Regions from separate parts of the Homo sapiens genome. Here regions 1, 3, 4, 5 and 6 are each linked to region 2. A link is a contact called in ENCODE Hi-C or POLR2A ChIA-PET data. All regions are on one chromosome and are shown on one strand. The core of a region is the stretch at or near the end of the contact, and the rest is flanking DNA. Distances in the headings are between cores, read along the strand shown.

Region 1 (4,561 bases), core at 291-2,790, 700 kb before region 2:
AGAAGAGCTGGGTCAGAGAGTGCTGGGCTACTGAGAGCATCTCCAGAAAAAACTCTGCAGCAAATGCAGGGAACAGGTGGAAGGCAGGTCAGGCCAAAGAATGGGGAGAAAAGTGAACAGGCAGAGGCAGGAGGAGATGGGAGAGAAGAGAAAAGACAAGTGAATCAGAAACTGAGTAACTCTCAGAGATGGGGCAGACAGGGAATGGGGGAGGGCAGGGCCCTGGAGACAGAGTCTGGGGGGTGGGCGGGCTGGGAGGGGATGGAGTCTTCACAGATGGAGTAAGGAGTGGGGACAGGAGCCTTGCTGGGGTCCTAAGCACCGAGAGGAGCTGTGAAGCTGAGTTTGGGGACCCCAGGTCCTCACCATCAAATTTTCTGTGCCTGGCAGCCAGTGTGTGAACCAGAAAGGAGCCGCTGTCCTCCACCAGGCCTCGGAAGGTGGCCTCAGTCTCCCTGATCAGCCTCTGCTCTGTCTCACTGGAACAGCAGGTGTACTCCTGGGGACAGACCCGGAGGTGCTCACCTGGACAGAGGAGACGTGAAGGAATGGTGGGAAGTGATATCCTAAAATCCCTTCCATTTCCCGCCTATCTCTGGGGACTATGCCTTCTCTTCTACCTGCCTGGTCTCTTTTCTATTGTCTGCACCCTCTTCCCTACCTGAACCTATCCCCTACCTTATTGTCTCCTGACCCATCCCAAGTTCACTCCCATTAGCCACGGGATCATCTATTTAACAGCTGCCCTGAGGGCCAAGTCAGTGGTCAGAGTGTCCTCAGGTGACCCTCCCCAATGTCCACACCCCAGACCTCGAGGGACTTGGAGAACAGCTTCTAGGGGATGAAGAATGGGGCTTGGAAGGGTGGGGTTACTTGGTGAGCAATAAAGTATTCTCATAGAAGGGGCTAATAGAAACAGCGAGGAGAACATGGCTGTGAAGAAAGAAACACATAGGGGGTGTTAATTAGGAGGAGGGGATTCCTGGGGTGGGGATGGAGTAAGAGCGCTATTCTTTGCATAGGAGGGTTATTGTGATCCCGGTAAGGAAGTTACAGGAGGAGAACAGACATTACTGTGGGATGAAAAGATTAGTATAACGGTCACTCTGAAAAGGAAGAGAGTTATTGTGAGATGAGGAGGCCCCGCCCCCGCCCCCCACCCCCAATTCTCTAGTCTTCCTCTTTCTCCTCACCTGAGATCAGGGCGGGAGGGATTAGGTTTAAGCTATATCCCCGGGCCCCCAGCACCTGCCGGGTCTCTGCACAACTCCGGGTGACCTTTGCCTCGCTCCCGGGTCCGGGACCAGGACCGGGACACAGAGGCAGCAGCAGAAGCAGGAGAGGTCGCAGCGCGGACATAACTGCAGCCACCCCAGGACGGCAAAGTGGGTCCTAAGGAGGAAAGCAGAGCCTCCCAAACTCGGGAATCCGGTACTCGGCCGCGGGACCGCTCCGCGGGCCAGAGAAAGAGCGCTGCTCCGGAAAACTGAATACCGAGCACGATAGCTGGACCAGGCGGCATCTGCCGAGACAATGGGAGCGGGGAGCCGGACAGGGGGCGGGGCCCGAGGCGGGGCCCCGCCAATAATGGCTCGGAGCCGGCTTCAGGGGCGGGGGCAAGGAAGAAATTAAGCCAATGTAGCGCGGAAGCTCGGCAGGGGGGCGGGACCCGGCTGGCACTCAGGAGGTTGGTGAAATAGGGGCGTGGTCTCCCTCGGGGGCGTGGCGATCCGGCTCAAAAGGCGGGGCCTGGGTGGAACCTAGCCTATGGCAATTGAGAAGCCAGATTAAAGGGGTTACTAGCAGTCTGGTCCAAAACCCGCCCAATGGAGTAGGAGATTGAGGGTAGCGGGGGTGGGACCTGGGTGGGGGCGGGGCTAAAGCGGGCCGCCCGCGTGCCCAAGCCCACGTGAGAGGGCAGGACGCCTGAGAGCTTGAGGCCACACGAGGCTGTGGAGCGGCGTGACTCAAACGTGGCGCGCATCAGCTCGCACACTTCCAAACCTCGCGATAGCTACTGGCCCTGGGCGAGCCGTTGGGATTGCGCTTGCGCACAGCGTGTCTTGTACGTTCCCGCGCTTTTCTGGAATCTTTCGCCCCCGGAAGGGCAGCGGCGGGCGCCTGTGTGGAAGGTGGGGTGGCCAGAGACACCCGAGGGACCTGAGGTGGGGACCTTCCCTGAACCCTGCTCGGCCAGAAGTCACTCTTCCAGGCTCTGACAGGTTTCTCCTTGACCCAAGAATAGGCCCTCTCGCGACCCTCCCGGCCCTGACACTAGGAGCCTTCCCGGGCCGTGCCCCAATGGCCTCCGCCACAGAGCTGGAGAATCCTCTCCCCAGGCCTCCATAGACTGAGAGTCCATTCTCTTAAGCGCTTGGAAGGCTCTTTATCCTGGAGCCGCTTACCCCAGGGGCAGTCGTAGATATTTTTACCTTCTGGAAAAATAGGAAACGCGCACCTGCCTTTCCTCCTTTTGCGTTTCCAGCCCTATTCTCATGGCGCCTCCACCCCCAAATCCTTAAGAGCCTCCTGTTCCATTCCAGGTGGAATCAGGTGCTAGTCCTCTGGAAACGAAAGCCTGGGGTCTTCTTGTATTTTTTTTCTTATTTCTTTCTTTATTTTTTTTATTTCATTTTAAAAAACCTGTAAGTTCCCTTGCAGAGGGCGGTTTATACTTCCGAAGCCTCCAGAGAGGGGTGCGTCTGAAGCTGCCCTGCTGTCTGCCTTGCTTGGCTTTTTTTTTTTTTTCCATTTAATTTTTTTTTTTTAGAGACAGGGCGTTGCTATGTGGCCCAGGCTGATCTTGAATTCCTGGACCCAAGCGATGCTCCCGCTTCGCCCTCCCAAAGTACTGGGATTATAGGCGGGAGCACTGTGCACCACGCCTCGGCTTTTGGAGAGCAATTCCAAACCCACTGCCCAGTTTCTGGTGTCTGTAATCCCTTGGTGCTTTAGGTCCACTCTTTGCCTTATTTTATTTATTTGTCATTACTTTTTTTTTTTTTTGAGACAGAGTCTCGCTCTGTTTCCCAGGCTGGAGTGCAGTGGTGCAGTCATAGCTCGCTGCAGCCTCGACCTCCTGGGCTCAGGCGATCGTCCCGCTTCATTCTGCCGAGTAGCTGGGACTACAGGTGCACCACCACACCTGGCTAGTTTTTTTGGTTTTGGTTTGGTTTTTTCGTAGAGACAGGATCTTGCTATATTGCCCAGACTGATTTTGAACTCGTAGGGTTAGGCAGTCCTCCTGCTTCAGCTGCTCAAAGTGCTGGGATTCCAGGTTTGAGCCACCCTGGGCACCTTGCCTTTTTTTTTTTTTTTTTAATTATGAGTTAAATTCCCTTGCAGCAGGCAGTTTACACTTCTGAAGCCTCTAGAGAGGGCTGTGTCTGAAGCTGCCCTGGTGTGTACCTTGCTTGGGTTTTGTTTTTTTTTTTTTGGGTGTGTCTCATGTTGCCAAGGCTGGTCTCAAACTGCTGGGCTCAAGCAGTCCTCCTGTCTCAGCCTCCTGAGTAGCTGGGACCACAGGTGTGCGCAACAACACCTAGCTAGTTTTTGCTTATTTTTTGTAGAGATGGGGTCTTGCTATGTTGCCCAGATTGGTCTTGAACTACTGGGCTCAAGCAGTCCTCCCGCCTCAGCCGCCTAAAGTTCTGGGATTACAAGTATGATCTACCACACCCAGTGTGCAATTTTTTTTTTTAAAGAAAATACCTATGAGTTAAATTTCCTTGCAGTAGGCAGTTTGCACTTCCACAGCCTCTAGAGAGAGATGTGTCTGAAGCTACCCTGGTGTGTGACTTCCTCAGCTTTTGGAGAGCAACTCCAAACCTGCTGGCCAGTTTCTGGGGTGTTGTTGTGCTTAATCCCTTGATGCCTTAGGTCAGCTCTTTGTCTTATTTATTTATTTATTTTGAGATGGAGTTTCACTCTTGTTGCCCAGGCTGGAGTGCAGTGGCACGATCTCAGCTCACCACAACCTCCGCCTTCTAGGTTCAAGCGATTCTCCTGCCTCAGCCTCCCAAGTAGCTGGAATTACAGGCATATGCCACCACACCCGGATAATTTTGTATTTTTAGTAGAAATGGGGTTTCTCCATGTTGGTCAGGCTGGTCTCGAACCCCTGACCTCAGGTGATCTGCCTGCCTCGACCTCCCAAAGTGCTGGGATTACAGGCATGAGTCACTGTGCCCAGCCATTTGTCTTATTTATCATTACTATTTTTTTGAGGGGGGACAGGGTCTTCTTCTGTCACCCAAGCTGGATGGAGTACAGTGGTGCGATCGTAGCTCACTGCAGCCTTGAACTCCTGGACTCAAGCAATCCTCCCACCTCAGCCTCCTGAATAGCTGAATACAGGCATGCTCTACCACACCTGACTAATGATTATTATTATTTTTTTTTTAGAAATGGGGTCTTGCTGTATTGCCCAGGCTGGTCTTGAACTCCTGGGCTCAAGCCATCCTCCTGCCTTGGCCTCCCAAAGTGCTGGGATTATAGGCATGAGCCACGGTGCCCAGCCTTTGTCTTAGTTTTTGGTCCCCCTCACCTGACCCCAGAGTTC
Region 2 (4,440 bases), core at 1,147-3,646:
TGGATCGAAGTTTTCACATTGGCTGTTACAAGTGCGAGGTCAGGGGCCCCCAGCACGTGCAAGGGGCTGGCAGTGTCTAGGGTGCTGGGTAGAGCATGAGGGGGAACACAGAGGTCTGGGGTTGATGGAAACCTGTTGCTTCTTTCTTTTTTTTTTTTTTTTGAGACGGAGTCTTGCTCTGTTGCCCAGGCTGGAGTGCAGTGGCACAATCTTGGCTCACTGCAACCTCCACCTCCCGGGTTCAAGTGATTCTCCTGCCTCAGCCTCCTGAGTAGCTGGGATTACAGGTGCTGGCCACCATGCCTGGCTAATTTTTGTATTTTTAGTAGAGACAGGGTTTCACCATATTGGCCAGGCTGGTCTTGAACTCCTGACCTTGTGATCCTCCTGCCTCGGCTTCTCAAAGTGCTGGGATTACAGGCGTGAGCCATCGCGCCCGGCCAATTGTTGCTTCTTTTTCAACAGGAGTGTGGGCTGCTGCTCTCCTCTGAGGGCGAGTGTCAGGGCTGCTACCCGCTGGATGGGCACATCTTGTGCAAGGCCTGCAGCGCCTGGCGCATCCAGGAGCTCTCAGCCACCGTCACCACTGACTGCTGAGTCTTCCTAGAAGTACCTGCTGGGTTCTCAGTTCCAGTTCCCATCCTTTGATTGATCACTCTCCCTGACATCCACCTGTATGACTTTGTCACCAAATGCTGTCTTCTCTTTCTCCAATCAAGAAATAATAATCCCTCGAGTTTACAAAACACTTCCAAGTCTGTTGTCTCATCTGATTCTCCCAGTAGCCCATTACAGGCCCAGTCATTGTTACTGCCTGCATTTTTTTTCTTTTTTTTTTGAGACGGAGTCTGGCTCTGTCACCCAGGCTGGAATGCAGTGGTGCCATCTCGGCTCACTGCAACCTCTGCCTCCCAGGTTCAAGTGATTCTCTTGCCTCAGCCTCTTGAGTAGCTGGGATTACAGGCGCCCGCCACCACGTCTGGCTAATTTTGTATTTTTAGTAGAGACGGGGTTTCACCACCTTGGTCAGGGTGGTCTTGAACTCCTGACCTCAAGTGATCTGCCCGCTTCACCCAACCAAAGTGCTGGGATTACAGGCGTGAGCCACCGCCCTTGGCCACTGTCTGCATTTTTACATGTGAGGATGTCAGAGCTGAGAGGTGACTCCCCCAGATTGCATGGTTCTTAAATGGTGGAACCTGGGTCTTTTTGACTCAGGTCCAGTTTTTTTTGACAACTCTTGTAATCCGTCACTACCCTCCTCTCAGTGCTGGGAGCAAGCACGCCTCAGGGAGGAGGCAAGATTTCCTCTATGTATCTATTTTGAGACAGGGCCTCACTCTGTTCCCCAGGCTAGAGTGCAGTGGTGCAATCAAGGCTCACTGCAGCCCTGAACTCCTGGGCTCAAACAGTCCTCCTGGCTTAGCCTCCCCAGTAGCTAGGACCACAGGGGCATCCCACCAAGCCCAGTTATTATTTTTTTGTGTGTAGATGGGATCTTGCTATGTTGCCCAGGCTAGTCCTGAACTCTTGGGCTTAAGTCCTCCCTCCTCGACCTTCCCAAGTGCTGGGATCACAGGTGTGAGCCAATGTGCCTGGCCCTAAATATTCTGTAAAGGGGCCTTGCTATGTTGCCCAGGCAGGTCTCCAACTCCTGGGCTCAAGTGATTCTCCCACGTCGGCCTCCCAAAGCGCTGGGATTGCAGGCGTGAGCCATCTCAGCTGGTCTTCCTATTAAGTCTCACACTCAATTCACTGAGAGGGGCCTTGGTGTTACTCCCGGGGGTGGTAATCCATTGAATCTGGGCGGTCCATACTCTGTTTAGGGCGTTAACTTACAGCCTATTTCATCCAAATACTGAGCGGGGTTAAGACTGAGATCTGCCAATTTTACTTAAAGACGGGGCGTCTTTGTCGAGGAAAAGCAGGAACGGCGGACTTTGCATTTAGTGCGCACTGTGGCACCCAATTTTGGCTGGATATTTGGAGCAGAAAATGGTGGGATACGATGCTTTAAAATGGTTGCTTCCACCTTCCATCCCCTAAGCGCCCGCGCTTCCCAAGCCCACGCCCTGCCCGAGGAGGGGACGAAATCACCCCCGGTGAGGTCAGGAGGCCCGTGGGGGGAACATGGCTGGATGAGAACCGTCTTAGGACCCCGACACATCTGGGGTCGCGCGATCCTCGACTTCCGCTCTCCCTTCGCGCCCAGAGGGCTTGTTCGCCTCCCGAGGCCGCGCTTGGCCCAGCCGAGGTCCCGTAGTTCCTAACGCTCGAGCCGTTATCGTCTCGAAAAGCCGCGCGAGACTTGCGAGATCCCCGCCCCTTTCCCATCACGCCCTGCTCTCCCCGCCCTTCGCGCTCGGTTTGTTAGTTCCAGTTCCGGCCGCGAGGGTGGAGCTTTGTGCCTCGGAGGCGTGGGTGACGCAGGCGCAGCGCGGGCTGCGCGCGCTACTGCCCATCCCCGGTTGTCCCACTTTTGTTCGCCTCTCTTCGGCCCTCTACTCAAGAGCTCCGTCTCCGTCTCGCCCTCCTCGAAGTCCTCGTCGCGCGCCCGCGACCCAGGTCGCCCTGAAATCTAGCCCGTCCGAGCGCGAGTCCAACGGCCGCGGCCGCACCAAGGTGGGGGAGGGGAGGAGCCTGGGGGGCCCCGCTGGGGCGGGAGAGGAACCGGGGTCCACGGGGGCGGGCGCGGAGAAACTCGGGGCGAGTGGAGGTGTTGGAGCCGCGTTCTCAGGCCTAGGATGGTGGGGGCCGCGGAGGGCTGGCCTTGGCGGGAGGGAAGCGGGCGAGCTGCCCGCGAGGGACGGTCCCTTCCTCCGCTCGTCCTTTTGCACCACTCCTACCGCCTCTCCCCGGTCCCCAGGCCCCCTCAGACCGTGCCATGGGTGACAGTGATGACGAGTACGATCGAAGGCGCAGGGACAAGTTCAGAAGAGAGCGCAGCGACTACGACCGTTCCCGCGAGAGAGATGAAAGACGTCGAGGGGACGATTGGAATGACAGGTGAGCCGTTTTTAACTTCATCTTGTCCCCGTTTCATGCCGTTTCACTCCACCCGCGTCGCTTTTCTTTCTCCCCCTTGTAATTTTTATGAGGGCGAATCCTATGAAATGGCTCATTGGACCGTTTTCTGTGGTTCAGCCTATTTGCTGTTGGCCAAATAACTAGCTGTGGCTTGGTTTTTGAAATTCTCTGCAGATCAGAGCTATAGAGCTAAGAGTTTGAGTATGAAGAAGCACTGTTTATACATGCACGAAAAGCGTGCTTTTTTGCTTTTTTTTGTTTTGTTATTGAGATGGGGTCTTGTTCTGCTGCCCTGGCTGGAGTGCATTGATGCAGTCGTAGCAGCCTCCACCTCCCGGGCTCAACCGAGCCTCCCGCCTCAGCCTCTTGAGAAGCTGGGACTCCAGGGGGAGGCCATCACGCCCGCCTAACTTTTAAAAATTATTATTGTTATTTCGAGACAGAGTCTTGCCCTGTCGCCCAGGCTGGAGTGCAATGGCGCAATCTTGGCTCACTGCAACCTTCGCCTCTGGGGTTCAAGTAATTCTCCTGCCTCAGCCTCCCGAGTAGCTGGGATTACAGGCACCTGCCACCACGCCCGTCTAATTTTTGTATTTTTAGTAGAGACGGGGTTTCACCATGTTGGCTAGGCTGGTTTGGAACTCTCGACTTTAGGTAATCCACCCAGCTCGACCTCCCAAAGTGCTGGGATTACAGGCATGAGCCAGTGCTTGGTCTAAAATTATTTTTTGTAGAGACAGCGTCTTGCTCTGTTGCCCAGGTTGTAAATTATATTTTAGGAGGATTGCTTCAGAAAAATAATAATATAGAGTTGATCTGACTGGAGAGGTCGTCAGATTATTTCCCTGACAATATATGATTAGGTTTCTTGTCACTGTTTTGCCTAAAATCTCAGAGTTCATAGGGCGGTGCTGATTGGATTGATTATAAGATGTGGTTATTGACCTTAGGGTGTTACAGTGAGCTTGGCATGGGGGATCAGAATGGCAGTGGATGTATTCTGTAAATGAGTATATATAGTGGAAGTTATAAAGAGGGTAAGCATTGAGGGAACAGATCTCTAAAGGAGGGGAGCGGTGCTGGAGGTTGTGTGTCAGGGACCCACTGGAAAGTGACACTTGGCTAGACTTGGAAAGATGAGTGGGAATTCCCCAGACACGAGTGACATGAACAGCTTGGAGTTGTGGACATAACGTGTGATTTTAGCATATTCTAGTTTGGTTAGAGTCCTGTTTCTCAGGATGTCCACAGACCATAGGGGGTCTCCGAGGCTAAAATTAGTTTTTGTGGTAATGTTTACATATTATTGCCATTTCCACTGTTGGTGCCATAGCAATGATGGGTAAAACCGCTGATGCTTTACCAAACATCAAGGCAGTGACAGCAAAGAGTTAAAAAAAAAAAGCCAGCCGG
Region 3 (4,479 bases), core at 1,632-4,131, 750 kb before region 2:
GAGATCCCACCACTGCAGTCCAGCCTGGGTGACAGAGCGAGACTCCATCTCAAAAAAAAAAAAAAGTAACAATGGTTGCTAATGATATCCACCATCACTTATTGAGCACCTACTGTGTCCCAGACTCTGGACCAGATACTTTGCATCTGTAGCCTCATTTTACCCTTAACAGCCTGATGTGGTAGGTGCAATTACCATACATATTTTACAGGCAAGGAGCTGAGACTCAAGAGTTTAATAATCTACTTGGCAGAATAGGTGCTGGTAAATGTTTGTTGAATGAATGAGGATTGCACATCTAGTAGGCCAAACTTAGCTTCCTGGCTACCTGCCTCTCCAAAATCAGTCAGGTTGAGCAGGGAGAGAAGACAGGCGGGATCCCAAATCCCTCCAGAGCAGATACTCTTCTGGCCCTTCTACTTGACCAGTGTGAGACCATGTTGGAGGAGTTTGAAGACATTGTGGGAGACTGGTACTTCCACCATCAGGAGCAGCCCCTACAAAATTTTCTCTGTGAAGGTCATGTGCTCCCAGCTGCTGAAACTGGTAAGCGTAAGGGTTGAACTCCTCTCCTGCCAAGCCATAGCCTCCCCTGCCTCCAGGACTAATATCTAAATTGTTTTCTGTCATCCGATCTAGCATGTCTACAGGAAACTTGGACTGGAAAGGAGATCACAGATGGGGAAGAGAAAACAGAAGGGGAGGAAGAGCAGGAGGAGGAGGAGGAAGAGGAGGAAGAGGAAGGGGGAGACAAGATGACCAAGACAGGAAGCCACCCCAAACTTGACCGAGAAGATCTTTGACCCTTGCCTTTGAGCCCCCAGGAGGGGAAGGGATCATGGAGAGCCCTCTAAAGCCTGCACTCTCCCTGCTCCACAGCTTTCAGGGTGTGTTTATGAGTGACTCCACCCAAGCTTGTAGCTGTTCTCTCCCATCTAACCTCAGGCAAGATCCTGGTGAAACAGCATGACATGGCTTCTGGGGTGGAGGGTGGGGGTGGAGGTCCTGCTCCTAGAGATGAACTCTATCCAGCCCCTTAATTGGCAGGTGTATGTGCTGACAGTACTGAAAGCTTTCCTCTTTAACTGATCCCACCCCCACCCAAAAGTCAGCAGTGGCACTGGAGCTGTGGGCTTTGGGGAAGTCACTTAGCTCCTTAAGGTCTGTTTTTAGACCCTTCCAAGGAAGAGGCCAGAACGGACATTCTCTGCGATCTATATACATTGCCTGTATCCAGGAGGCTACACACCAGCAAACCGTGAAGGAGAATGGGACACTGGGTCATGGCCTGGAGTTGCTGATAATTTAGGTGGGATAGATACTTGGTCTACTTAAGCTCAATGTAACCCAGAGCCCACCATATAGTTTTATAGGTGCTCAATTTTCTATATCGCTATTAAACTTTTTTCTTTTTTTCTAAAAACTAGCTGGGCCCAAAGTTTCAAACAACAGCCGGGCACACATAGCTAGCTGGTCGATGAGGCAGCACCCAGAATGGCCGCTGTCTTGTTAAGCTCAAGCTCCAGCCTGAGCAACATAGTGAAACCCCAATTCTACACACACACACACACACAAAGAAGACTGCAGGGCTGGTGGTGCAGCGCCTGTAGTCCCAGTTACTGCAGAGGTGGAGATGGGAGGATCACTTGAGTCCAAAAGGTCAAGACCAGCCTGGAGGCTGGGCGCAGTGACTCACACCTGTAATCCTAGCACTTTGGGAGGCCGAGGCAGGCGGATCACCTGAGTGTAGGAGTTCGAGAGCAGCCTGGCCAACATGGAGAAACCTCGTCTCTACCAAAAATACAAAAATTAGCCGGGCGGCTGGGCGCGGTGACTCACGCCTGTAATCCCAGCACTTTGGGAGGCCAAGGCGGGTGGATAACAAGATTAGGAGATCGAGACCATCCTGGCTAATACGGTGAAAGCCCGTCTCTACTAAAAATACAAAAAATTAGCCGGGTGTGGTGGCAGGCGCCTGCAGTCCCAGCTACTCGGGAGGCTGAGGCAGAAGAATGGCGGGAACCCGGGAGGCGGAGCTGGCAGTGAGCCAAGATCGTGCCACTGCACTCCAGCCTGGGTGATAGAGCGAGACTCCGTCTCAAAAAAAAAAGCCACGCATGGTGGTGGGCGCCTGTAATCCCAGTTACTCGGGAGGCTGAGACAGGAGAATCGCTTGAACCCAGGAGGCGGAGGTTGCAGTGAGCTGAGATCACGCCACTGCACTCTAGCCTGGGCGACAGAACAAGACTCCGTCTCAAAAAAAACCAAAAAAAATTTAGAGGGGCGTGCACGCCTGTATTCCCAGCACTCCAGGAGGCTGAAGCAGGAGGATCGCTAGAACCAGGGGTTCAAGACTGGGGCGAGCTATGATGGTGCCCCTGCACTCTAGCCTGGGCGACAGGGCGAGACTGTCTCAAAAGAAAAAAAGACCAGGCGCGGTGGCTCACACCTGTAATCCTAGCACTTCAGGAGACCAAGACTGGAGGATCGCTGGAGCCCAGGAGTTCCAGACCAGTCCTGGCAACAGAACTAGACCGTGTCTCCAAAAAAAAAGAGAAAGAAAAAATAGAAACCTTAGCTGGGCTTGGTGGTGCGCATCTGTGGTCCCAGATACTCGGGACGCTGAGGCGGGAGGATCACATGAGCCCAGGAGGTTGAGGCTGCAGTGAGGTATGATCGCGCCACTGCACTCCTGCCTGGGCAACTGAGCATGAACCCTCCTCAAAGCTAATGGCGCTTCAAAATTCTGCAGTGCAAAGAAGTTGCTGGGGTTGCGGAGCGGAGAACCGCCAGGAGGCTGGAGCCCAGCCAGGCAGCCTCCTCGGGCACACGGTGAAGGCGCCGGAACTACAGCTACCTCCGCGGCGCCGCTTCGGCCGCCATATCTGGGTACACGGGAACCGCAGAGGACAAACTCTCACCCGCGTTTTCGATTTCTGCGCTTTCTTCGAGTGAGGCAAGACCTAGCAGAGGCCCAAGGTAGAGCGCGGCTAGGATTCGATGGAGGGAAACATAAAGGATAGCCTTTGGAGGGTGACGGGCAAGGACGTACGTACCGCGAACGGAATGGGGCGGGGGCCGAGGACGCCGAGGGAGGGGCGGGCCCAAGTGTGAAGGGAGTCTGGGCGATACCATTTTGGGCAGGGGTTGAGGGTGATACCAACTTAATGGGAGGCGGGTGGCAGAGAACCGAGGCTTAGGGGCAGTGGCGGGGCCGAGCGCGGGTGGGGGATCGCGGAGGGACAGGACGGTCGCCCACTGCTCCATTTCCTTTCTCCCCAGCCCGTCCCTCCCTGCCAGGAGCAGCCTCATGCGGACCGAGCCGCTGTGCGGGGCATCCCCTCTGCTGGTGCCCGGCGACCCCTACTCTGTGGTGGTTCTGCTGCAGGGCTACGCGGAGCCAGAGGGTGTGGGCGATGCCGTGCGCGCCGACGGCTCCGTGACCCTGGTCCTACCCCAGACCCGGGGCCCGGCCTCCAGCCACCGAGAGTCCCCGCGCGGGAGTGGCGGCGCAGAGGCCGCCCTGGAGGAGGCGGCCCGTGGCCCCATCCTGGTGGACACCGGGGGCCCCTGGGCTCGGGAGGCGCTGCTGGGGGCGCTGGCGGGGCAGGGCGTGGCCCCGGGAGACGTGACGCTAGTGGTGGGGACCCACGGGCACTCGGATCACATCGGGAACTTGGGGCTGTTCCCAGGCGCGGCTCTGCTGGTCTCGCACGACTTCTGCCTTCCCGGAGGCCGCTACCTGCCCCACGGGCTGGGTGAGGGGCAGCCCCTGCGCCTGGGCCCGGGGCTCGAGGTGTGGGCCACGCCGGGCCACGGGGGCCAGCGCGACGTGAGCGTGGTGGTGGCCGGCACGGCTCTGGGCACCGTGGTGGTGGCGGGAGATGTGTTTGAGCGAGATGGGGACGAGGATTCGTGGCAGGCACTGAGTGAAGACCCCGCAGCCCAGGAGCGGAGCCGGAAGAGGGTCCTGGTCGTTGCCGACGTGGTCGTACCTGGTCACGGGCCCCCCTTTCGAGTGTTAAGGGAAGCCTCGCAGCCCGAGACGGAGGGTGGAGGGAACAGCCAGCAGGAGCCGGTGGTCGGAGACGAGGAGCCCGCCCTGCACTAATCAGCCTCGAGAGGGACTGCACTCTTGTCAGGGAAGCCCTAACAGCGAAGAGCTGCTGGAGACAGAGTCAGAGCAGTCAAGGGTGGGAGCTTCCAGCCCTTCCAGGAGGCCAGTTTTCTAGTGAAGACAGAGTGCACCTGACACTGCCATCACATCGTCAGTATCACTGCCTGTCTCTGCCACCAAACTAAGATCAAAGGAGGGGCTCAGCTCCCTGTGCATTCTCCCTGGGCCTCAGTAAAATGGGAGAAGGTTCGTGGGAGGGGCCTCCAAAATAAAAATGGAAACTGCATTGAAAATCATAGTGCCCTAGTGTAAATGTGAAGCATTGACAATGATAATCGTGCAAACATGGTAATCTACAACTA
Region 4 (4,402 bases), core at 1,393-3,892, 960 kb before region 2:
TCATGATAAGGCCCTGCCTTTTTCTTCAAGCTCATGGCCCACCATCCTCCTTCCCATGCTCCATGCTCCAGAAGTACTGAGCAACCTCCAGTCCTCTCACACACCACATGCTATCCCACTCCACCACATTTGGAATATGCTGTTCCTTTGGCCTGAAATACCTTCTTTCCTACCTCTACTCACCCTTGAAGAGCTAACACATTTAACTCCTCAACGGAGCCTTTCCTCACTCCTCAGTGATCACTCCGACCTCAGACCTTCTGTACACTTGGTAAATACTTCAGCTACTCTCACACACACTGAAATTAATGTTGTACACGCTTAAGTTCCTTACAAGACAAAGCCCATGTCTTTCTCATCCACTTATGTCCAGATTCTAAAACAATGTTTGGCAAATAGTAAGCATCAATAAACGTTACTGAGTGAAGGAATGAACATACACTTTCTAGTCCAGCTTTGTGTCTGTTTCCTGTTCATAGTCAGCTGGTACAACTGTACAGTATTTTACAGTTTCCAAACATTTTCACTGTGTCATTAAATTCATGTGTTTGGCCAGGAAAGCTTGCTCACGCCTGTAATCCCAGCACTTTGGGAGGCCAAGGTGGGTGGATCACCTGAGGTCAGGAGTTCGAGACCAGCCTGACCAACATAGTGAAACCCTGTCTTCACTAAAAATACAAAATTAGCTGGGCATGCTGGCAGGTGCCTGTAATCCCAGCTACTCGGTAAGCTGAGGCAGGAGAATCACTTGAACCCGGGAGGTGGAGGTTGCAGTGAGTTGAGATCTCACCACTGCATTCCAGCCTGGGCAACAAGAGCGAAACTCCATCTCAAAAACAATAATAATAAAATAAATAAATAAATTCATGTGTTCATGTACTTACTGCATATCAATTCTGCTGGAGACCACTGGAGTTACACCATCAGTAATGGGAGGGGGTGGGGCTACTCTGGAAAGGATGATCAGGGAAGGTCTTCAAGCTAAAAGCTAAAAGGATCTAAAGGATAGATGTGGGTAGAGAAAGAGAACAGACTTGAAACAAAAGCAAGAAAGCCAGTATGGCTGAAGCAGAGTAAGGTAAAGTGATTTATTCAACCGGAGCTTCTTAACCCATGAGATAGGACAGATAATCCCCAAATTCAAATGTTACAGGATTTTCCCAACTGATGAAGGAAGCTAGTAACAAAACCCAGCCTCATCATTACAAGCTAGGCTTTTCCCAAATCATCAGCTGTCTATGACATTTACAGATACAGACAGGCACTGTCCAATACAGTATCCATTTAGCCATACAAGCACCTGAAACGTGGATATTCCAAACTGCTATGTGTTGTAAATGTAAAATACACACCAATTTCAGACCTATTATGAAAAAGGAGTATAAAATATCTCATTGAGGCCGGGCGTGGTGACTCACACCTTAATCCCAGCACTATGGGAGGCCAAGCGGGGCAGATCACTTGAGGTCAGCAGTTCGAGACCAGCCTGGCCAAGATGGTGAAACCCCTCTATACTAAAAAACAAAAATTAACCGGGTGTGGTGGCGTGTGCCTGTAATCCCAGCTACTCGGGAGGCTGAGGCAGGAGAACTGCTTGAACCCCGGAGGAGGAGGTTGCAGTGAGCCAAGATCACGCCACTGTGCTCCAGCCTGGGCAATAAAGTGAGACTCCATCTCAGAAAAAAAAAAAAAATCTCATTGATAATTTTCATCTCAGCTTTGAATATTTGGGGTAATCAGATTAAATAAAATATATTATTACAATTAACGTCACCTCGTTTCCTTATCTTACCAGAAAGATTTTAAATTACATATGTGGTTTCTATTGGACAGCAGCGGCACACACCCTCTCAGTATGTTTTTCTTTATTATGAGCTCCCCAAGGGCCAGTTTATTGAAAATTCTGCACAATGATTGCTGAGGTTTGCACCTCCCCTCCTCTCATTCCAGTTTTAACCCTAGCTCTGAAATTCGTGTTTTGCTTAACTTCTTTGAGTTTCAGGGGCTTTTCATGCTTCCAGTAGGAATGACAGCCACTTCGTGGCTCTTTTAGGAGCATTAAGTAAACTTTATCGGGCAACACTGACAGCCCCGTCATAGTCACCGCGACGGCCAGCTCACCCGGTAGCTCTCGAAGGCCTCGTCGATGGGTGCCATGGCGTGAGTCTGGTGCTCCTGGGACTCCCTGCACACCAGGCACACTGGCCGCTGGTCGTCCTCGCAGAAGAGCCGCAGCGGCTCCCAGTGGCGGCCGCACAGGCCCGGGGGCACGGGGCCCAGGCGCCGGCGCTGCGTCTTCTCAGTCAGCCTGGCCAGGGCCCAGTTGGGTCGCAGCGCGGCGGGCGCCGATGGGTGCCGACATTCGGGGCAGGGGAACGGGCCGCCGCCCGGCGCCCAGTTGCGGTGCAGGCAGCCGCGGCAGAAGTTGTGGCCGCACTCGATGGACACCGGGTCCTGGAAATAGTCCAGGCAGATGGGGCAGGTCAACTCCTCCTGGATGTCCTCAGCTTCCATGCTGCTTCCCTGCCGCGGAGACGGAGTCCGACGTGAGGCGCGGGAGAGGCCAGCAAGCTGCGAGCGGCCGCGGGGAGGCCAGACGACTTCCGAACCGCCGTCACCGCCTCACGTAAAAGGGTACAACGCAGTTTCTCTTCCGGGGTTCAGGACCCAAAAAGAACGCACGGACGTTGCCCGGCCTGAGCGCGCAAGACCGGAAGCTGCTGGGTATCCGCGCCGGAACCGCGAGGGGGTTGGTTCAGGCCTAGGCGCGGGGCAGGACGGGACCGGTGAGTGGCTCCTCCAAACAGCTATAGAGACCCAGAAATGCCTGTGGAAAGCTACAGAGGACTTGGGCAAGGCGTTAGAGCCGGACGTTGTGGTCCCTGGGGGAGCCAACCGGGGAGGTGCCTATGATCTTTCTTTCCAAGTTTGAGGGTTCAGGTCTGTGTTCGCCTGCTGGTTAGACCGATTTAAGTTTTAGAGTCCCAGGAGTTCTGGGCGAGCTGCAGCCTAGGGGCCTGGAAGGCCAGGAAGACTTGAAGGATCTGTGTTGGTAGGCCTGGAGTTTGGCTAACGTGGGGATGATTTGGATTCTGAGATGCAGATACATTGCCTTTTTGGTATCCAATTTGAAAAGTAGCAACCATTTTGCTATCCCAAAGAACATCCATGGAGGCTTTCAACAAATAATATGCTCACCTGTTTCAGGGAATTATCTATATCCCTTAAGTGGATTTTCGATCTTGTGTTTCTGAGGTGCTTTGCTTTTTATTCTTCCCACTTTCTTCCTTTTCTTGTGAATATTTGTTTAAAACAAAAAAAACTCTGGACTGACAAATTTAATAGAAGCTATTTGCACAAAGAACAGTTCATGAATTGGGCAGCACTCAGAACCAAAAGAGGTTCAGAGAGCTCTGTCCAGCAGTATGACCTGCTAGCTTTTATAGGAAGCAAAGTAGAGAAATCACCTCATTAGCTAACATCTAGGTGTCTGCCTTATTTGACAATGATATGATGAGGCATTTGCCTTATTGGGGCATGGTCTGATCAGTTGGCTGTCTGTTATTTGCTGAAGCTCGGCCGTGATTGGCTGAAACCCAGCTGTTATAAAAAATAAAGTAAGTTAGGCTTCAGTTCGTTTACATACTAAGTCAGGTTGTATTTTGTTATATGGGAACTCAAGTACCAAGACAGCCTCAGGCTAATGGGCTTTTGCTTATTTAACAGATTTTTCATTCTTTTTATGTCCCAATATCAAATACTGCCTTTCCTATAATAATTTTTCTCAGTAAGTAGTATGATTAAATGATTAGAAAAAGGGGTTCTTGAGGTATCTGTTTGGGGGTTATTGATGAAAGTTCCACTGAATATTTCTAAAACATTTAAATTGGACAACTAATGAATGGATTTTCTTTGCAAATTGGAATACTCTATGGAGAAGGGATCTGGTTCTTTAATAGGGACCAAGCAGGAAGGAATGCTCTTAACAGTTACTGATGTTTACCATGAGTGTTTATGGCATCTGTGTGTCTATATGTTTACCTAAGTATTGAATGAGAAGTTTCAGCATTCCTGCAAAGTATTTATTCCCCTTACAGTAGTCATTTAAATCTTTTCAGGTAAATCCCTTAAAATCCTTATGTCTTTATTCCTGCCATACCAGAGATGACCTTCCTTCTTTACTAAGTGAGGCTCCCTAATTAACAATTTTTCTCCATCACAAAATGTCTATAAGTCTGTATACCAGCCAAGGTTCATTCAGAGAAGTGGAATCACTATGTTTCTTTATGTTCGCAGGGCAAGCAGTTAAGAAGGGAAGATGAACATAAAGTAGGGAAGAGCAAAAATGAGTTGGAACCTAAGACACGAGCTGGTCATTCTTTCACTGTCTCCAACTTTAAAG
Region 5 (4,805 bases), core at 711-3,210, 730 kb before region 2:
GGTTGGAGTGCAATGGCACAATCTCAGCTCATTGCAACCTTCGCCTCCTGGATTCAAGGATTCTCCTGCCTCAGCCTCCCCAGTAGCTGGGATTACAGGCATGCACCACCACACCCACCTAGTTTTTTTTTTTTTTGTTTGTTTGTTTTGTATTTTTAGTAGTGATGAGGTTTCACCATGTTGGCCAGGCAGGTCTCGAACTCCTGACTTCAGGTGATCCACCCGCCTTGGTCTCCCAAAGTGCTGGGATTACAGGTGTGAGCTACCACGCCCAGCCTTGAAATTGCTGTTTCTAACAAGTCTTAAAAGACACCCAGACTTTAACAATTGTTATTATATTCAGATTTTTTTGTTGCTTTTTGAGACAATCTTGCTCTTTTACCCAGTCTTGAGTGCAGTAGCATGATCATGGCTCACTGCAGCCTCAACCTCCTGGGCTCAAGCGATTCTCCCACCTCAGCCTCCCGGGTAGCTGGGACTACATGTGCAGTATCATGCCTGGTTAATTTTTAAATTTTTAGAGATGGGGTCTTGCTATGTTGCCCAGGCTTCTAGAATCATTCTTCATATTATTTCACTAACACAGCCTCCACCACATTAATATGGCAACAGGTTTAGAAATTATTTAAAACAAAAATTTCTAATGTTTACATATATTGTGTGATGTGTGTGTGTGTGTGTGTGTGTGTGTGTGTGTGTATCATTCCAAGGTACTGTTTCTAATTTTTTCCTGTAGGGAATGAATATTCAGTATTGCAGCTGCATTGGCTAGCTGGGGATTCTATTTACCACCACATTGTCCCGGACTGAATCTGGGGACAAAAAAACCACTTCGGGAACAAATTCTTGTCTTCAACAAAGAGCTGTCTTGAGTAGGCACAAAAGTAGCATTTGAGGGCCGGACGCGGTGGCTCAAGCCTGTAATCCCAGCACTTTGGGAGGCCGAGGCGGGCGGATCACGAGGTCAGGAGTTTGAGACCAGCCTGGCCAATATGGTGAAACCCTATCTCTACTAAAAACACAAAAATAGCCGGGCGTGGTGGTGGGCGCCTGTAATCCCAGCTACTCGCGAGGCTGAGGCAGGAGAATTGCTTGAACACGGGAGGCGGAAGTTGTATTGAGCCAGAGATCGCGCCATTGCACTGCAACCTGGGCGACCGAGTGAGACTCCGACTCAAAAAAAAAAAAAAGTAGCATTTGAGTACCTTTTTTTTCCTTTTCTTTTCTTTTTTTTTTAGAGGAAGGGCACCCAGGCTGGAGTGCAGTGGCACCATAATAGCTCACTGCACTCTGCAACTGCTGAGCTCAAGAGATTCTCCTCCATCAGCCTCCCTAGTAGCTGGAATTACTGGCGTGAGGCACCATGCCCGGCTTATTTTCTTATTTTTTTGTAGAGGTGGTTGGAGCGGGGGGACTGGGGAGGGTCTCGCTATGTTGCTCAGGCTCGTCTCGAACTCTTGCCCTGAAATGATCCGTCCTCGGCCTCGCAAAGCGCTGAGATTACAGGCGTGAGCCACGGCGCCCAGCCTTGAATAGTTTTTCACATGCATTGCACGTTATTTCCTTTTATTCTCTAGTTTTTGGGTCCAGTCTTAAACCTGGGAAGGGATTCATTTGGGGGGGTCACACCAGCGGGCATCCTGGCTCAGGCGGAACTCTGGCTCCAGACAGTGCGCCCAGGACCAAACGGTCAACCCCGGCCTACTCCCGCCCCTCCCAGATCCTCCCCTCCTCGGACGCTCCCGCGTCTTCCTCTCGCTCAGGCACTGAGGGGCGGGGAGATGGGTGTTAAAGAGGGGATATCACCAATCAACGTGCGCCTCCGGGAAACAGCGCTTCGCACTGGCTGGTTGGGTCTGACGACGTGGCCACTGTCCAATCCTCATGCTAGAGGCGGGGCTAAAGGCCAGTGGCGCAAGCAGAAGGAGGAGCGCAGCGGCTGCAAGCACGTGACCGGGGCCTGAAGCCGGAAGCTACCTATCTGGTAGGGAGCTCCCCCAGCACCGAAGACTGCGATGGTGAGTGAGGACGCATGCGCGAGAGGACCCGCCGGGGGTTCAGCGTCTCTGCTCCCCAGTCTGTGTGGTTTCCCCCTGGTGGGCCTGCGCTCCACCCTCACCTCCTATCCGCTCGGGGAGGAAGAGGGGATGGAAATGGGAGGGATGGCGACGAGAATGCTGGGGAGGGGTCTGTGGGAGGGTGTTCTGGGGCTGCGGGTAGTCTGCAGGTCGGGCGGAGACGAAGGGAGGTGAAGAGAGGGTCTGGGGGCAGGGGCCAGTGGGGCAGCAAAGGCCCCTTGGGGTAGCAAAGGTGGGATGTGGAAGGCCAGGGGAGCCCGGGGGCGAGAGTGGGGGCAGATGGAGGCTCGGGAAGATCAGTATTGAGGACCATGTAGGGGGGAGGGGGCCGGGAAGGGACCTGGCTGGGGAATGAGAAAACCTGGGGCCATCGTCAACCCAGAGACTTGGGTTTGCAGGTGAAGGGTATCGGGCCGTCCATCCCTCTAGCATGCTTCTCACGACTTGCATCTTTACCCACTAGACTTCTGCGCTGACCCAGGGGCTGGAGCGAATCCCAGACCAGCTCGGCTACCTGGTACTGAGTGAAGGTGCAGTGCTGGCGGTGCGTTCTGGGAAAGGGAGGGGGTCCCTTAGTGCACACAGCCCGGTAACCCCTTCTAATATTGGCCCTTCTTTTCTCGGCTTTTATCTGGTTTCCTGCCTGGCATCTATTAGGTTGGTACAAAAGTATTTGCAGTTTTTGCAATTACTTTCAGTAATCAGTCTGTGGAATCTTAGTCTCCTAACGGCTGCGATTTATTTATTTATAGTTTTTGAGACTGAGTTTCGTTCTTGTTGCCCAAGCTGGAGTGCAGTGGTGCGACCTCGGCTCACTGCAACCTCCGCCTCCGGGGTTCAAGCGATTCTCCTGCCTCAGCCTCCCGAGTAGCTGGGATTATAGGCACGTGCCACCATGCTCTGCTAATTTTTTGTATTTTTAGTAGAAACGGGGTTTCACCGTGTTAGCCAGGCTGGTCTCAAACTCCTGACCTCAGGTGATCCACCTGCCTCAGCCTCCCAAAGTGCTGGGATTACAGGCGTGAGCCAACATGCCTGGCCTTTATTTGGTATTTCTTAAAAAGGCATTTGTATTTTGTTCCATAGTACTGTATGGTGTTAGGTCTCTAGATTACAGGCGTGAGCCACCACGTCTGGCCTTTATTTGGTATTTCTTAAAGAGGCATTTGTATTTTGTTCCATAGTACTGTATAGTGTTAAGTCTCCAGATGTTTTTGACTTAGGTAGAGACAAAGCTTAAGGTTAAGGGTTGAAAACAATACAGGTGGTAAAGACTATTGAGGGAATCCAGGATATTAAAAATTCAACATGTTATGACAAGGTAACTAACTTTCCGGGAGGTAGGAATTCAGCCCACCTTAAAGGAGAGTATTTACAGTGGGGGAGGACTTATTTGCAGGTGTGTGGCACTAACCTATCTGAACTGATGGTAAGTTTATGCTGAAAAGATTTGGGAAGGTTTGAGGGAAGAGAGGAGGATATGGTCAGGGAGGATGTAATTGTGAAGGATCTTCAAGGCCAGGTTAACACACTTGAACTTATTCTTGAAGGTAATACAGTTTGAAAGGTTTTTTAAAACAGAAACAAGACCCAGTGAGGTGGTTGAGCAATATTGTTGTTAGTGATGTGAAGATGGGCAGAAGGAGGCGTCATTAAGAGATGAGACTGGGCTGGGCGTGGTGGTTCATGCCTGTAATTCTAGCACTTTGGGAGGCCAAGGCGGGCGGATCACGAGGTCAGGAGATCGAGACCATCCTGGCCAACACGGTGAAACCCCGTCTGTACTAAAAATACAAAAACAAAATTAGCCAGGCCTGGTGGCGGGCACTTGTAGTCCCAGCTACTCGGGAAGCTGAGGCAGTAGAATGGCGTGAACCTGGAAGGTGGAGGTTGCAGTTAGCCGAGATCACACCACTGTACTCCAGCCTGGGCGACAGAGCAAGACTCCGTCTCAAAAAAAACAAAAAAAAAAAGAGATGAGACTGGGCAAGTGGTGGTAAGAAGGAGGAGCAAGGAGAGAAGAGTTTTGTTTTTGTTTTTTTTTGTTTTTGTTTTTTGAGACAGAGTCTCGCTCTGTGGCCCAGGCTGGAGTGCAGTGGCATGATCTCAGCTCACTGCAACCTCCGTCTTCCGGGTTCAAGTGATTTTCCTGCCTCAGCCTCCTGATTAGCTAGGATTACAGGTGTGCACCACCATGCCCAGCTAATTTTTGTATTTTTAGTAGAGAGAGGGTTTCACCATGTTGGCCGGGCTGGTCTCGAACTCCTGACCTCATGATTTGCCCGCCTCAGCCTCCCACCCAAAGTGCTGGGATTACAGGCATAAGCCACTGCACCCGGCCTGTTTTTTTGTTTTTGTTTTTGTTTTTTTTGAGACGGAGTCTCACTCTGTCACCCAGGCTGGAGTGCAGTGGTGCAGTCTCCCCTCACTGCAAGCTCCGCCTCCCGGGTTCACGCCATTCTCCTGCCTCAGCCTCCCTAGTAGCTGGGACTACAGGCGCCCGCCACCATGCCCGGCTACTTTTTTGTATTTTTAGTAGAGATGGGGTTTCACCATGTTAGCCAGGATGGTCTGGATCTCCTGACCTCGTGATCCGCCTACCTCGGCCTCCCAAAGTGCTGGGATTACAGGTGTGAGCCACAGCACCCCGTCCTGTTTTTTTGTTTGTTTGTTTTTTTTTAAGATAGAGTCTCGCCGTCACTCAGGCTGGAGTGCAGTGGTAACGAT
Region 6 (4,406 bases), core at 1,690-4,189, 540 kb before region 2:
GAGGTTGCAGTGAGCTGAGATTGCAGCATTGCACCCCAGGCTGGGCAATGAGCAAAAAAAAAAGTAAAAGCAACATAATTTCCCACATAATTAGAAAAACCAACAGTATGCTGGGAAATACACAATGTTTTCAGTCAAAATCATCTCAGAAATTGGATACCAGTTATATAACTATTCCTTATACACAGTTGCCTTTGATACCCTACTCCAGATTGAAGCTGCCAGCTGCTGTCTTAGCAAAGACCCTCAAAGTTCTTGCTGTACTTGCTTTAAGAGTTTTTTTTTGTTGTTTTTTGTTTTTTTTTTTTTGAGACGGAGTCTTGCTCTGTCGCCCTGTCGCCCAGGCTGGAGTGTAGTGGCACGATCTTGGCTCACTGCAAGCTCTGCCTCCCGGGTTCACGCCATTCTCCTGCCTCAGCCTCCTGAGTGGCTGGGACTACAGGCGCCCACCACCATGCCCAGCTAATTTTTTGTATTTTTAGTAGAGACAGGGTTTCACCGTTTTAGCCAGGATGGTCTCGATCTCCTGACTTCGTGATCCGCCTGCCTCAGCCTCCCAAAGTGCTGGGATTACAGGCGTTAGCCACCACGCCCGGCCCGCTTTAAGAGTTTTATAACGGTTTCATTTCCCCTTATTCCCTGCTCCAACCCATCCTCCACTCTATCACCAGAGCTATTTTTGAAATCACGAATCTGGTCAAATAATTTTTCTGCTTGAAAAATTACTAGTGCCCCACTTCCTACTATATGAAACTTAAAATCTAGTCATCACTGGGCCCCAAACTACCTTCTTTTCAGAATCTCTCTAATCCTTTCCCTTCATCAAGTCCCCTACATTATTATTACTATTATTATTATTTGAGACAGAGTCTCACCCTCTCACCTGGGCTAGAGTGCAATGGCATGATCTCGGCTCACTGCAACCTCCACCTCCCAAGTTCAAGTGATTCTCCTGTCTCAGCCTCCCAAGTTGCTGGGATTATAGGCACCCACCATTACACTCAGCTAATTTTTGTGTTTTTAATAGAGATGGGGTTTCACCATGTTGGCCAGGCTGGTTTCTAACTCCTGACCTCAGGTGATCTGCCCGCCTTGGCCTTCCAAAGCACTAGGATTACAGGTGTGAGCCACCGCAACTGGCCGTCCCCTATATTGCAGCACAGTGAACAACTGTTTCCTGAACATCACAAGCTCTTTTAAACACTACAGTGTATAAGCAGGTCTCTGTCTAAACTGCTCTCCTCTTGCTCCTCTGCCCAACCAATGTCTGCTCATCCAAAGAATGTATCCCGTGTGTTCACTAACTTAGCAAGTTCCAGTAAACAGTTTAATTGATCACTCGTTAAGAGAAGGCAGGAAACCTCCATGAAAAGAGAAATCAGTGGGTATTTCCTACAGCATTTAACACATTGTAGGCCTTAAATAAACCCTTGTGAAATAAACAAACCTCTTTACTCTTCATTCTATGTTGCTAAGAATCTCACCAAAGTCTGTCTACCATGTGAAACTGCAGATGACCTCACAGAAAATGGAAAGAAGTATCTCTAAAAATAAGTTTATTTGGCAACACACTACAGGCTACAGGTCCAGTTCTGATTTTTTTTCTTTTTTTTTTTTGAGATGGAGTCTTGCTGTGTCACCCAGGCTAGACTGCAGTGGTGCAATCTCAGCTCACTGCAACCTCTGTCTCCTGGGTTCCAGCGATTCTCCTGCCTCAGCCTCCCAAGTAGCTAGGATTACAGGCGCCTGCCACCACGCCCAGCTAATTTTTGTATTTTTAGTAGAAATGGGATTTCACCATGTTGGCCAGGCTGGTCGTGAACTCCTGACCTCATGATCCACTTGCCTTGGCCTCCCAAAGTGATGGGATTATAGGTGTGAGCCACCGCACCTGGTCCACTTCAGATATTTAGATACAGACGGCAAATTTATTTAAATGTCTCAATACATTTAAATGTAGTTACCTAAATATATCTAATATATTTAAATGCAGAGAGCAAATTTGCGTTTACAAATCTGACATGGAATTCAACTGTGCTAGCCAAGATTCGGTGTAGCTTACTAGCCAGAAATCACATACCCTAACAGGTAAAAATGCATTGCATTTTTTAAAACTGCGCAGCTATGCAAATTAGGATGTGTCTGGACGCTCTACTGTCCCCAAAATAACCTCAATTTTTTTTTAAAGGCCAGGCACAGTGCATTACGCCTGTAATTCCAGCGCTTTGGGGGGCCAAGGCGGGCGGACTGCTTGAGCTCCGGAGTTCCAGACCAGCTTGGGCAACATAGCTAAATCCCCGTCTCTACAAAAAAATAAAGTAAAAATTAAAAATAAAATAATATAAAAATAAAAATAAAAGGGGAGAGAGAACAGGTAGGAAGGAAATGCATTCAGTCTATAGGGATTTCACGTTCCGGCTTCAAGTCCACGGCCCTGTGATGGGATGTGGGCAGGGCCTGAGACAGGCCGAACCCAACTCTTCACAGGGCCGAATTCTTTGCCCGCAGCCCAGCACCCCGAAGGAGCTTGCCTCGGCTTCAAGGCGCACCTAATGGGCACCGGATCGCTGGGGCGCTGAGGATGCCGCTCCGGGGCCTCCACGAGGCGGCCTCGCCACGCGCCTCGGCCATGTTCCCCCCATTTCCAGGGAGGTTGGACGCCGTGGTTCTTAAAGAGGGCGCGCGAGAGGGGCGACCGCGAGCCCAGCTCACCTCGAGCTCTCAGCTCGCTCCAAGGATGCAACACCGGATCCGCCTCGGGGACTGGGAAAGTTCCCTCCACGGCTCCCACAGGCGCCCCGCCTCCTGGGCTCCCAACGGCTGCTTTCGACGTTGTGCTCCACCCTTTCCGGGCGGGGCGGAAAAAATACTTCCCGTCTCTCCTTTTCGCCTAGTGGCTCTGTCAAAGGTCGAGTCCGTGACGTCAAAGAGCCTGGACCAATCAGAGCACACCGGACTGCGTTTTTTCCGAACGCCAGCAGCAGGGTCAGAAGGGAGGTAGTCGCCCTCCGTCGTGGCCTGGCGTGGATTCCGAGCGTTGGTGTCTGGCGGTTTCCGACCGTTGGTGTCTGGCACGCGCCACCCCGATGTACCAGGTAAAGCCCTATCACGGGGTCGGCGCCCCTCTCCGTGTGGAGCCCACCTGCATGTACTGGCTCCCCAACATGCACGGCAGGAGCGGCGGCCCAGCACTCGGCACTGGCCACTTGCAGGTAGGAGCGCGGGGCCCCCCCGCCCACTGCGCACGCGCGGCGGCCCGTTGCTGGCCCAGGTGCCCCTAGGCCGGATAGAGTGCGTCCCAACCGATTCGCGGCCCCACCCCGGCATCTGTGCCGGCCGGCCAGGGGGTCACCCAGATTTTTATGTTTTAAAAGATTTATTCAGGCCGGGCGCCGTGGCTCACGCCTGTAATCCCGGCACTTTGGGAGGCCGAGGCGGGCGGATCACCTGAGATCAAGAGTTCGAGACCAGTCTGGCCAACATGGTGAAACCTCGTCTCTACTAAAAATGCAAAAATTAGCCGGGCATGTGTCGGGCGCCTGTAATCCCAGCTACTCGGGAGGCTGAGGCAGGAGAATGGTTTGAACCCTGGAGGCGGAGCTTGCAGTGAGCTGAGATCGAGCCATTGCACTCGAGCCTGGGCAGCAAGAGTGAAACTCCGTCTCAAAAAAAAAATTATTATATATATATATATTTTTATATATGTTAAATATACCTTTATTATGCGTATTATACATATTGTATATTATGTGTAATATATAACATGATATATTATAAAATATATATTATATATATATATATCTTTCCTGGTCGAGCGCGGTGGTTCACGCCTGGAATCTCAGCGCTTTGGGAGACCGAAGCGGGAGGATTGCTTGAGCCCGGAGAGTTTGAGACCACCCTGAGCAACATAGCAAGACCCTTGTCTCTATGTTTTTTTTTTTTTTTGAGTTGGAGTCTTGCTCTGTCGCCCAGGCTGGAATGCAGTGGCCTGATCTCGGCTCACTGCAAGCTCCACCTCCCGGGTTCACGCCATTCTCCTGCCTCAGCCTCCCCAGTAGATGGGACTACAGGCGCCCGCCACCATGCCTGGCTAACTTTTTTTTGTATTTTTAGTAGAGACATGGTTTCACCGTGTTAGCCAGGATGGTCTCGATCTCCTGACCTCGTGATTCGCCTGCCTCGGCCTCCCAAATTGCTGGGATTACAGGCGTGAGCCACCACGCCCAGCTGCCTTGTCTCTATTTTTTAAATGTTTTAATTAAAATAAAAATCTATCCATATTTTTTCTTTTTTTTTGCGTATGGCTGCTTAAACATTTTAGTTCAGAATTCTATCCTCTGAAAAGTGAGTAGCACATAAATGCTCATTTTGAGGAATTACAAAGCGAACCCCAGGGTCACCACCTC

What was found. A loop is a pair of places that touch in the nucleus more often than their neighbours do. ChIA-PET counts read pairs that join two places held with the same protein, here RNA polymerase II (POLR2A). Pooled maps may share reads with other maps.
Region 1: a loop to region 2 is called in a pooled map, with 4 times the contacts of the local background. The contact joins the promoter of GPC2 here to the promoter of SRRT in region 2. A Hi-C loop is called at or near these places in 4 of 50 pooled maps. POLR2A ChIA-PET finds 5 or more read pairs at or near these places in 2 of 52 experiments (GM12878 and RWPE1).
Region 3: a pooled map shows a loop between it and region 2 (4-fold over the local background). The contact joins the promoter of MBLAC1 here to the promoter of SRRT in region 2. A Hi-C loop is called at or near these places in 5 of 50 pooled maps. POLR2A ChIA-PET finds 5 or more read pairs at or near these places in 5 of 52 experiments (MCF 10A, OCI-LY7, SK-N-SH and 2 more).
Region 4: a loop to region 2 is called in a pooled map, with 8 times the contacts of the local background. The contact joins the promoter of TRIM4 here to the promoter of SRRT in region 2. A Hi-C loop is called at or near these places in 2 of 37 single-sample maps with no recorded cell type and 6 of 50 pooled maps. POLR2A ChIA-PET finds 5 or more read pairs at or near these places in 2 of 52 experiments (CD4-positive, alpha-beta T cell and CD4-positive, alpha-beta memory T cell).
Region 5: a loop to region 2 is called in a pooled map, with 5 times the contacts of the local background. The contact joins the promoter of LAMTOR4 here to the promoter of SRRT in region 2. A Hi-C loop is called at or near these places in 4 of 50 pooled maps. POLR2A ChIA-PET finds 5 or more read pairs at or near these places in 2 of 52 experiments (CD4-positive, alpha-beta T cell and OCI-LY7).
Region 6: a pooled map shows a loop between it and region 2 (6-fold over the local background). The contact joins the promoter of STAG3L5P-PVRIG2P-PILRB here to the promoter of SRRT in region 2. A Hi-C loop is called at or near these places in 2 of 50 pooled maps. POLR2A ChIA-PET finds 5 or more read pairs at or near these places in 3 of 52 experiments (PC-9, activated B cell and activated T-cell).

What each region holds. Positions count from the first base shown.
Region 1 is chr7:100,175,841-100,180,401 of GRCh38, forward strand. It overlaps GPC2 (glypican 2), which reads right to left and starts at 1,541. Exons shown (of 10, transcript NM_152742.3): 1 at 1,194-1,541; 2 at 367-525; 3 at 1-54. The coding sequence starts at 1,359. STAG3 (STAG3 cohesin complex component) reads left to right here and starts at 2,078. Exons shown (of 34, transcript NM_001282717.2): 1 at 2,078-2,165. RefSeq lists silencers at 1,503-1,622, 1,803-1,852.
Region 2 is chr7:100,872,707-100,877,146 of GRCh38, forward strand. It overlaps SRRT (serrate, RNA effector molecule), which reads left to right and starts at 2,397. Exons shown (of 20, transcript NM_015908.6): 1 at 2,397-2,622; 2 at 2,867-3,006. The coding sequence starts at 2,885. TRIP6 (thyroid hormone receptor interactor 6) reads left to right here. Exons shown (of 9, transcript NM_003302.3): 8 at 1-38; 9 at 466-748. The coding sequence ends at 597. RefSeq lists enhancers at 1,282-1,946, 1,947-2,612, 2,189-2,238, 2,449-2,508 and a silencer at 2,649-2,878.
Region 3 is chr7:100,124,086-100,128,564 of GRCh38, forward strand. MBLAC1 (metallo-beta-lactamase domain containing 1) reads left to right here and starts at 2,882. Exons shown (of 2, transcript NM_203397.3): 1 at 2,882-2,979; 2 at 3,283-4,410. The coding sequence starts at 3,311. The coding sequence ends at 4,111. It overlaps CNPY4 (canopy FGF signaling regulator 4), which reads left to right. Exons shown (of 6, transcript NM_152755.2): 5 at 429-546; 6 at 640-1,423. The coding sequence ends at 803. It also overlaps a transcript of TAF6 not described here. RefSeq lists enhancers at 1,452-2,121, 2,832-2,901 and silencers at 3,102-3,221, 3,312-3,791.
Region 4 is chr7:99,916,888-99,921,289 of GRCh38, forward strand. It overlaps TRIM4 (tripartite motif containing 4), which reads right to left and starts at 2,643. Exons shown (of 6, transcript NM_033091.3): 1 at 2,122-2,643. The coding sequence starts at 2,514. LOC101927610 (a long non-coding RNA gene) reads left to right here and starts at 2,716. Exons shown (of 2, transcript XR_001745296.3): 1 at 2,716-2,940; 2 at 4,297-4,402. RefSeq lists a silencer at 2,215-2,374 and enhancers at 2,505-2,554, 2,585-2,664, 2,905-3,014.
Region 5 is chr7:100,146,958-100,151,762 of GRCh38, forward strand. LAMTOR4 (late endosomal/lysosomal adaptor, MAPK and MTOR activator 4) reads left to right here and starts at 1,961. Exons shown (of 4, transcript NM_001008395.4): 1 at 1,961-2,018; 2 at 2,542-2,622. The coding sequence starts at 2,016. RefSeq lists enhancers at 964-1,576, 1,601-1,660, 1,931-2,040, 2,189-2,801 and silencers at 2,341-2,430, 2,441-2,530.
Region 6 is chr7:100,333,126-100,337,531 of GRCh38, forward strand. STAG3L5P-PVRIG2P-PILRB (STAG3L5P-PVRIG2P-PILRB readthrough) reads left to right here and starts at 2,940. Exons shown (of 17, transcript NR_036570.1): 1 at 2,940-3,212. It also overlaps the pseudogene PMS2P1 and the pseudogene STAG3L5P. RefSeq lists enhancers at 2,042-2,920, 2,609-2,748 and a silencer at 3,239-3,308.